Linked DNA regions of Homo sapiens: region 2 is linked to region 1. A link is a loop called in an ENCODE intact Hi-C map of the cell type or tissue named here. Cell type or tissue: heart left ventricle. All regions are shown on one strand. Links, peaks and the distances in the headings refer to the core of each region. The heading gives the core; the rest is flanking DNA.

What was found. A loop is a pair of places that touch in the nucleus more often than their neighbours do. Peaks named below come from ENCODE experiments on the same cell type or tissue, not always from the same donor. Only the 100,000 strongest peaks of a DNase experiment are listed, where the experiment ranks them.
Region 2: it touches region 1 in a loop (3-fold over the local background); 1 of 110 quality-filtered maps calls a loop at or near these places.

What each region holds. Positions count from the first base shown.
Region 1 is chr20:53,397,748-53,402,142 of GRCh38, forward strand. The region is part of intron 2 of TSHZ2 (teashirt zinc finger homeobox 2); the gene reads left to right. LOC105372670 (a long non-coding RNA gene) reads right to left here and starts at 3,572. Exons shown (of 2, transcript XR_007067659.1): 1 at 3,386-3,572; 2 at 1-2,740. In heart left ventricle, for the core only: no CTCF peak of the experiment used is centred there; a DNase peak (open chromatin) is centred at 1,981.
Region 2 is chr20:53,462,589-53,466,983 of GRCh38, forward strand. All of the region lies in intron 2 of TSHZ2 (teashirt zinc finger homeobox 2), which reads left to right. All of the region lies in intron 1 of TSHZ2-AS1 (TSHZ2 antisense RNA 1), which reads right to left. Among named protein-coding and RNA genes, the nearest start is that of TSHZ2-AS1, 40 kb to the right of the region's middle. In heart left ventricle, for the core only: no CTCF peak of the experiment used is centred there; no DNase peak of the experiment used is centred there.

The DNA.
Region 1 (4,395 bases), core at 302-4,301:
TGGATTAAGAAAATTTGGCACATATACACCATGGAATACTACGTAGCCATAAAAAAGGATGAGTTCATGTCCTTTGTAGGGACATGGATGAAGCTGGAAACCATCATTCTGAGCAAACTATCGCAAGGACAGAAAACCAAACACCGCATGTTCTCTCTCGCTCATAGGTGGGAATTGCACAATGAGAACACTTAGACACAGGATGGGGAACATCACACAGAGGGGCCTGTCATGGAGTGGGGGGAGGGGGAAGGGATAGCATTAGGAGATATACCTTATGAAAATGATGAGTTAATGGGTGCAGCACACCAACATGACACATATATACATATGTAACAAACCTGCACGTTGTGCACATGTACCCTAGAACTTAAAGTATAATAAAAAAATGAAGAAAAAAAATTACAAAGGCAATAATGCAACCACCTCAGCACATCCAGGAAGACTGGATGACTTGCCCAAGATTAAGTGAAGTCAAAACCAGTACTTGAACAAGGATTTTCTCACTCCCAGGTATCAAGCAATCCCCTGAGCATTCATTTCTCATCTGGACATGAGAAATGTGCACTGGACATCCAAATACCTGCTTACCAAATCATCGATTATCTGCCAAAGCTCTTCAGCAAGTAATAGCGTTGTAAAAAGTATTTTATAATTAGGAGTATCTGAAGTCAGACCAACTGATTTGAATCAGCATTACCATTTATTAACAGTTCTATCAGGCCAGGCACGGTGGCTCATGCCTGTACTCCCATCATCTTGGGAGGCTGAAGTGGGCAGATTGCTTGAGCCCAGGAGTTCCAGACCAGCTTGGGCAAAATAGCAAGACACCATCTCTACAAAAATTGTTTAAAACATTAGCCAGTGTGATGGTGCATGCCTGTAGTCCCAGCTACTCAGGAGGCTGAGGTGGGAGGATCGCTTGAGCCTGGAAAGTCAAGGCTGCAGTGAGCCATAATTGCACCACTGCACTCCAGCCTGGGTCACAAAGTGAGACCCTGTCTCAAAAACACACAAAAAAGTTTTATCTGTGGATAATTTAGATCCTGCTCAAATTATCAGTTTTTTTCACCAGTAAAATGGGAATAATCATCATAGCTATTTCATGGGATTCCGGAAGATTAAATATTATGCATGCAATGCATACACTGAGCACCATCCCTTACACATAGTAAGTGCTCAATAAATATTCAATAATAATAATAAGGAAATCATAGCCACAACATGTGTTATGCTGTGTTCATTACAATAAGACTGTGAAACCTATTTTGATGAAGCAGGCCATTATAGCTTGAGTAAGAAATAAAATAGGCAAACACCAGAACTTTAACCTAACACCATGACCACTCCCAAAGTTTAGCATATTACTGGAAATCGCTAACGGAGCACTGCCCATTATTCATGATATGAACAGTAAGGAATCATGCATAATGGAACAGAGTCCCTGCTAACAGCAGATTCACACACGATAATTTAAACTTGTTTGTATGGAAATAAAGGACGAGTCTTTGAAGTGAGCCTTAATGAGATTCTGCTTGATCTTTGGTGTATCCTGGGAGAAAGAGTTCAATTTTTCCTCCAGCATCTGACTCATGTTGGTGGCGTGCAGGAAAGAAAGGGCTGACTTAAATTATGAATGGCCTTTCTTGTCTTTGTGATAGCAGGTGAGGAGGGTGGCACTCATCCGGGGGCACTGGGGAGATGCAGGGAGACAATCACAGTTCTCCGAGGTGGCCTCTGCATCTGAAACTTAGAGGAAGGCTTGGTGGGCTGGAGCCTCGGAAGGCATTCGTCATCCAGAAGGATGCTTTACAGACTCTGAAGAAGCAAAATAAGCTGGTGGGCTCTGGCAGGAGACGCAGAGGTACTAGTGTGGCCCCGCACCTTTTCAAATTCTGCTTGTGCATGAAAGGGATTCAGCTCCATCCCAAGCTCATGCTGGAGGAGACCTGGCAAGCAGTCGCCTTGCCAGTCGCTGCTGACCTGGCTGCTGACCAACTCTGAAGAGGGCTCGGTGTTTGCTCAACGTGGCCTGGCTGTCAGAAGGTCCCAGGAAGTGGGTTGTGTTTTGGTTGCCAAATGCAAGAGAGTATGAGTTTTGAGTTTTTGAAATCAGTTCAAGTCATGGGACAGGTCTACCTCATTAAGTGGCCATTAGATTTATGATGAAAAGATGACGACTGTGGAGTGCTGTGTACAGGCTGGCCACTCACTGTAGAGTGCAGAGTATAGACTGGCCACTCACTGTAGAGTCCTGACCACAGGCTGGCCACTCACTGTGGAGTGCTGAGCACAGTTTGGCCACATACTGTAGAGTGCTGAGCACAGGCTGGCCACTCACTGCGGAGTGCTGAGCACAGGCTGGCTACTCACTGTAGAGTACTGAGCACAGCCTGGCTGCACACTGTAGGATGCTGAGCACAGCCTGGCTGCACACTGTAGGGTGCTGAATACAGGCTAGCCACACGTTGTAGAGCCCTCAGTGCCTGCTAGATGTCATTTTATTTTTCTTTTTACCTTTATCACTTTGAGGGCTTTTTCAAGTCTATGGTCTTTCAGGCTCAATTAATTGTAACTAAGCCTCTGAGACAAAGTGCTTGTTGAATGTCTTCCACTGTTCCGACACAGAAACGCAGCATAAGTCGAAGTTGCAATGGACAGCATACGTCGAAACTTCCTCTGTGCCAGACTCCTTGTGGGGACTCTCTTCTCATCGCCTCCTTTAGTCCTCACCACTGCCCTATGAGGAAGAATGTGCTTTTTAACTTCATTTTACAGATGAGAAAACTGAGGCCCATAAGGCGAAGTTACTCTCTCAAGCCAGTAAGCAGTAGGAATTGGGATTTGCACTCAGCACCCATTTGATCCCGGAGTCCGCTTTCTTGATTGTACTCTCTACTGCCTCACCTTCAATGGCTTCCTCTAATGGAAAAGCCTGCCCTCACCCTAATGAATACTCTCAGCTGGGCACAGTTAAGGGATGACCTCTGTGCATCTAATGAGTTCATCTCAATCCCTCCCCAGGGTACAGATGTGTTGTGTAACTTGGGCATCGGGAAGTCCAGGACGGAGCAAAACAGAGGAGGGTGCTCTCCCAGACCTGTATCATCCACCTCCGTTATCTCCCCTCACACAGACTCAAGAATTCAGATCCCACCTATGTTGCCTTGGTATTCTAACAAACATCTCTCATGTTTAAGCTAACATGTCCTAAGCATTATGTTAAGAGGGTTTCATGCATTCAATCATGTAGAACTTTTATTCCCATTTGACCAATGAGGCTCCTGAGGCTCCTGCAAGTTAAGTAACCAGCCCGAGAACACACAGCAGCTGCCTGGTGTGTCAGGACATTCCTGCATCGTTGGTGTGATCGATGCATGCTTACCTCTGTGTGCCTGAGGCGGTGCTCTGTTTGGGGACACTGCAGTGACTGAGACAGATCAGGTGACTGCCCTCAGGGACCTACACTCTGGAGGGGAGACACAGGCTAGGAACAAATATACAAATTAGACAACACAGTCATGTGTCCAGTAGTGACATTTCAATCAACAATAGGCTGCACATAGGACAGTGGTCCCATAAGATTGTAATTCTATATTTTTACTGTACCTTTTCTATGTTTTTAATTATACTTTCTTTTTTATTATTTTGTTTTTTATTTCAATAGGTTTTGGGGGAACAGGTGGTGTTTGGTTACATGGGTAAGTTCTTTAGTGGTGATTTCTGAGATTTTGGTGTACCCATCACCTGAGCAGTGTACACTATACACAATGTGTGGTTCCTTACCCCTCACTCCTTCCAACCCCTCCCCCCCGAGTCCCCAAAGTCCATTATGTTGTTCTTATGCTGTTGTGTCCTCATAGCTTAGCTCCCACTTATAAGTGAGAACATACGATGTGTGGTTTTCCATTCCTGAGTTACTTCACTTAGAATAATGGTCTCCAATTCACAGGTTTCTGTGAATGCCATCATTTCATTCCTTTTTATGGCTGAGTAGTATTCCATGGTATATATACAACACATTTTCTTTTTTTTTTTTTTTTTTTTTTTCTTCAGACAGAGTCTTGCTCTGTTGCCGAGGCTGGAGTGCAGTGGTGTGATCTTGGCTCACTGCAAGTTCCGCCTCCCGGGTTCACGCCATTCTCCTGCCTCAGCCTCCCAAGTAGCTGGGACTACAGGCACCCGCCACCATGCCTGGCTAATTTTTTGTATTTTTTAGTACAGATGGGGTTTCATCGTGTTAACCAGGATGGTCTCGATCTCCTGACCTCGTGATCTGCCCGCCTTGGCCTCTCAAAGTGCCGGGATTACAGGCGTGAGCCACCGTGCCCAGCCATATACCACATTTTCTTTATCCACTTGGTTGATGGACATTTGGGCTGGTCTATATTTTTG
Region 2 (4,395 bases), core at 222-4,221, 65 kb after region 1:
TTAGCTTCATTTATGGCTGTGCTTGGGAGGACTGAACATTTTCTAGTAAATGTTATAAGGAAAGCATTTAAAATACATATCATAGCTGCTCAACAGCTGATTTGGGGGTGGAGGAAAGCCTTGAATTACTTTGAGAAAGAAAGCCTGGTTCCATGTTTCTGCAGTGCACAAATAGGATGGCAGAACACATGCTTGGAAGCTTCCACCAGGAGGTCACATGAGCCAGTGGTTAAGGGGCAGGGGTGATGGGAGCAAGTAAAAAGGGATCCAAATCCAGGTTCCACCTCTAATAACCATAGTGACCCCAACTACTTGTGGTCCCATGAGCCAGTTGACCCTTCTGCATAATGGTCATGCTGATCATCCCCATCTCCCTTTTGTTGTGGGGGCCTCTCTGTTCATGTAAAGTGCCTCACACAATGCCTGGTATAAGGTAAGTCCACAATAACTGATAACAGCTATTGTTGTTATCACTGAAATGCAAATAAATCAACAGAGCCCAGGGACTCAAAGGTCTTGTACAACTAGACCACTTTGGCTCTGGATTGTACATAAGATTTGCTGCCTTTATATGCAGTGGTGCACTGCACTTCTAAAATAAATATTTGTGTATGCTTGTGAAGGAACTTAGTCTATCTAGAAATGCAGTTTTAGGATTGGGTGCAGTGGCTGATGCCTGCAATCTTAGCACTTTGGGTAGAGACAGGAGAATCACATGAGCCCATGAGCCTAGGAGTTTGAGACTAGCCTGGCAACATAGGGAGACCCCTGTCTTGAAAGACAGAGAGAGAGAGGAAGGAAGGAAGGAAGGAAGGAAGGAAGGAAGGAAGGAAGGAAGGAAGGAAGGAGGGAGGGAGGGAAGGAAGGAAGGAAGGTTGGCTTAGGGGGTAGGGAGAGGAAAGAAAGAGAGAAGGAAGAGAGGAATGTCGTAGAATTATAGAAGTTATGTGTTCTACCATGTCTCTGAAAGAAGGATTAACTGATTAAATGGTAGAAATAAGTGAATAAATGAATCCTATCTGAGAGCAGTAGTTCTCAATCTTGGTAGTGCATTAGAATCCCCTGAGGAACTTTTAAAAACCCCGGGCCCAAGTCATACCCTGGACTAGTCAAGGCAAAACCTTGGGGAGTAGGGCCCAGGCATCCACAGGTGACTCCTACCTGGAGTGGGGCCAAGTGACAGAATCTGCTTAGAGGCGGGAGCCTCAGCTGGACATCTCTGAGTCACTTATTAGGTGTGAACTTGGTCAAGTTGCTTAACATCTCTGAGCCTTGATTTCCTCCTCTATCTTGAGGATTAAATAAGATATAATTGGTAAAACACAGGCTCCCTATCGACAATGGACCGAAGTGCTGAATAGCAGGTGTTTCCCATTATTACCGCCATCATTGCCATCCAGTGCGTAAGCCTGAGCCTCCATGTCACCACCCGCAAAATGGTAGGGGAGAAAGGATGCCTGAAGACCCTTTACTTTCATTCTGATGATTCTATCAAGGTAGAGCAATGGGCCAAGTCAACAGAAAAGTTCACCTGTCTTCACCAAGTGACAGCCATGGACCAGGAGCCATGGTGGCAACTCTGGAGACTGTTGCACAAACAGTCCCACCTCTGCTCTCCTAGAACCTGAATGCTAGTGGGGAGACATGTCAAACAGTGCTCGTCCAGACCAATATATTATTCATGACAAGAGGGATCTAAGAGAGAGGAAATCTGAGGACCTCATCTGGATCCCAGGAGAAGAAAAGATCTTTCTGACAACGAGCTCTTTAAACCAGGGGATGAATGTGGAGTAGGAACTGTCTAGGTGGAGTTGTGAGAAGGGCCCTTCAGGCAGGGGTAGAACAGGAGCAAAGGCTGTGAGGAGGGAAGGAGCTTGGATTTTTTTTTTCTAAGAGACAAATTCTCTCTCATTGCGCAGGCTAGAGTGCAGTGGTACAACCATGGCTCCCTGCAGCCTCTACCTCCCAGCTCAAGTGATTCTCCTACCTCAGCCTCCCAAGTAGCTGGAACTATAGGTGCACACCACCATGCCCAGCTAACTTTTTTACTTTTTACTTTTTGTAGAGACAGGGTCTTGCTATGTTACCCAGGCTGGTGTCAAACTCCTGGGCTCAAGAGTCCTCCTGCCTCTGCTTCCCAAAGTGCTGGGATTACAGGTGTCAGCCACCACGCCCAGTCAGTATTTTTCTTTCTAAGAGACACAGTCTCACTCTGTGGCCCAGTCTGGAGGGCAACGGTGTGGTTACAGCTCACTGCAGCCTTAAACTCCTGGGCTCAAATGATCCTCCTGCCTCAGCCTTGCAAGTCACTGGGATTACAGGCATGAGCCACCACGCTCAGCTTAGAGGTAGACATATTTGAGGTGCTTTTACTTAAAACATGGATACTTGAACTTTTAAAAGCATCTTTTTTTCTTAGAGCATCCTGGGCAACTTGGGTTCCCCATAACATACTTCAGGAAAGGGCAGGGGAGCCCAGTGAGGCCAGGGTTGAGCTCCAGACAAATCTTGATTTCATTCCAGCTTCACTGGGAAATGGCTGTGTGAATGCAGGGGACAATTTAACCTCCCGAAACTTCATCCATAAGGAGAAAGTAAGAACTCATATTTTGCCACTCATTTGTAAAAATTGGTAATTATTGATAATAATCAAATTGGTAAAGGGAAATAGTTATTACTTTTGTGTGTGTGTGTGTGTGTGAGACAGAGTCTCGCTCTGTCACCCAGGCTGAAGTGCAATGGCGCGATCTTGGCTCACAGCAACCTCTGCCTCCTGGGTTCAAGAGATTCTCCTGTCTCAGCCTCCCGAGAAGCTGGGACTACAGGCACCCACCACCACACCCGACTAATTTTTGTATTTTTAGTAAAGACGAGTTTTCACCATGTTGGTCAGGCTGGTCTTGAACTCCTGACCTCAAGTGAGCCACCTGCCTCGGCCTTCCAAATTGCTAGGATTGTAGGCATGAGACACCGCACCCAGCCAGAAATCTTTATTACTATGAAGCAGCAGGGTACATTGGTGACAGAAACCTGAGTTCAAATCCCAGCTCTGCTACTTCCCAGGCATGTGCTGTTGGTCCTGGTACTTAGATCTCTGACCCTCAGTTTTCTGATCTCTCAAAAAGAAAAAGGAGTTTATAAGAGCTATCTTTAAGGGACTATTATAACAATTAAATAAAACAATAGCAGTCAAGCTTCAGGCAAAAGATGGAAACTCAATAAATGAAAACTACCATTAAAATGAATACAAACTCTTCTTAGGAAGAGGGTTTGGCTGAATTATTTAAGTGTGTGTTCCAATCTACCAACCCTCTTTTCCAGTGTAGACACAACCACAAACATCGCCACCATGAGCTTAGACATATAATCACAGTGGTTAAAAAAAAAAAAAAAAAAGACTGTAATCCCAGCACTTTGGGGGGCCCAAGGCAGGTGAATCACAAGGGTCAGGAGTTCGAGACTAGCCTGGCCAAGATGGTGAAACCCCGTCTCTACTAAAAATACAAAAATTAGCTGGGTGTGATGGCACATGCCTGTAATCCCAGCCACTTGGGTGGCTGAGGCAGGAGAAATCACTTGAACCGGGGAGGCAGAGGTTGCAGTGAGCCGAGATCGTGCTGTTGCACTCTAGACTGGGCGACAGAGCAAGACTCTGCCTCGAAAAATAAAAATAAAAAAAAAAAAAGAAAGAGAAAAAGGAAAAAAAAAAAAGTCTACCTTGTTTATGTCCATACTTGGAGGGCATACCGTTCTTATTAAATGCCAGCAACTCACATTTTAGGCAGCAGTAAAGTCCCCTAGCTGTGTCCATGCAGTGAATCTCGTTGGGCTGTAAGTTAGCTGCAATAAATAACATTGGCTCTGCACTCCACTTAGAGAAGATGGGTTCACTGTGAATCATGTTGTTGGCGGTTTGGACTTTAAGCTGTCCAGGTTGTTTATGGTGGTGTTTGCCAGCATGTAGACCTCTTTCAAACAATTTAAGTGCTCTTTTGGAGTATACGAATGTGGCTCAATAAAAATGGGTACAGGAAAATTGCCTCCTTTCTCTCTTCTATGGCCATACCCCAAAAGCAACCATATATGACAATTGTCAAGTGTTAAGTATAATTGCTCAACATGAAATTATAATTAACACTGAAGCCACCAGGGACATTTTCTCTCTCCATTGTCAGGATGTTGTCCTGATCTGGATGTTGTCCTGATCTTTGTGACCCTTTTAATTTATCTTTTGAAAGGATGGCAACAGCTGGGTAGTTTTTCAATCCTTATCATTTTGCATTATATAGCTTTACTGAGCAATGTGCCTTTGGAAGATTCTAGTTAGTTTCATTGACAGCAATAAATACTGGTTAGAGAACAGGCTTTGAAGTCAGGCAGACCTAAGCCCAAAGG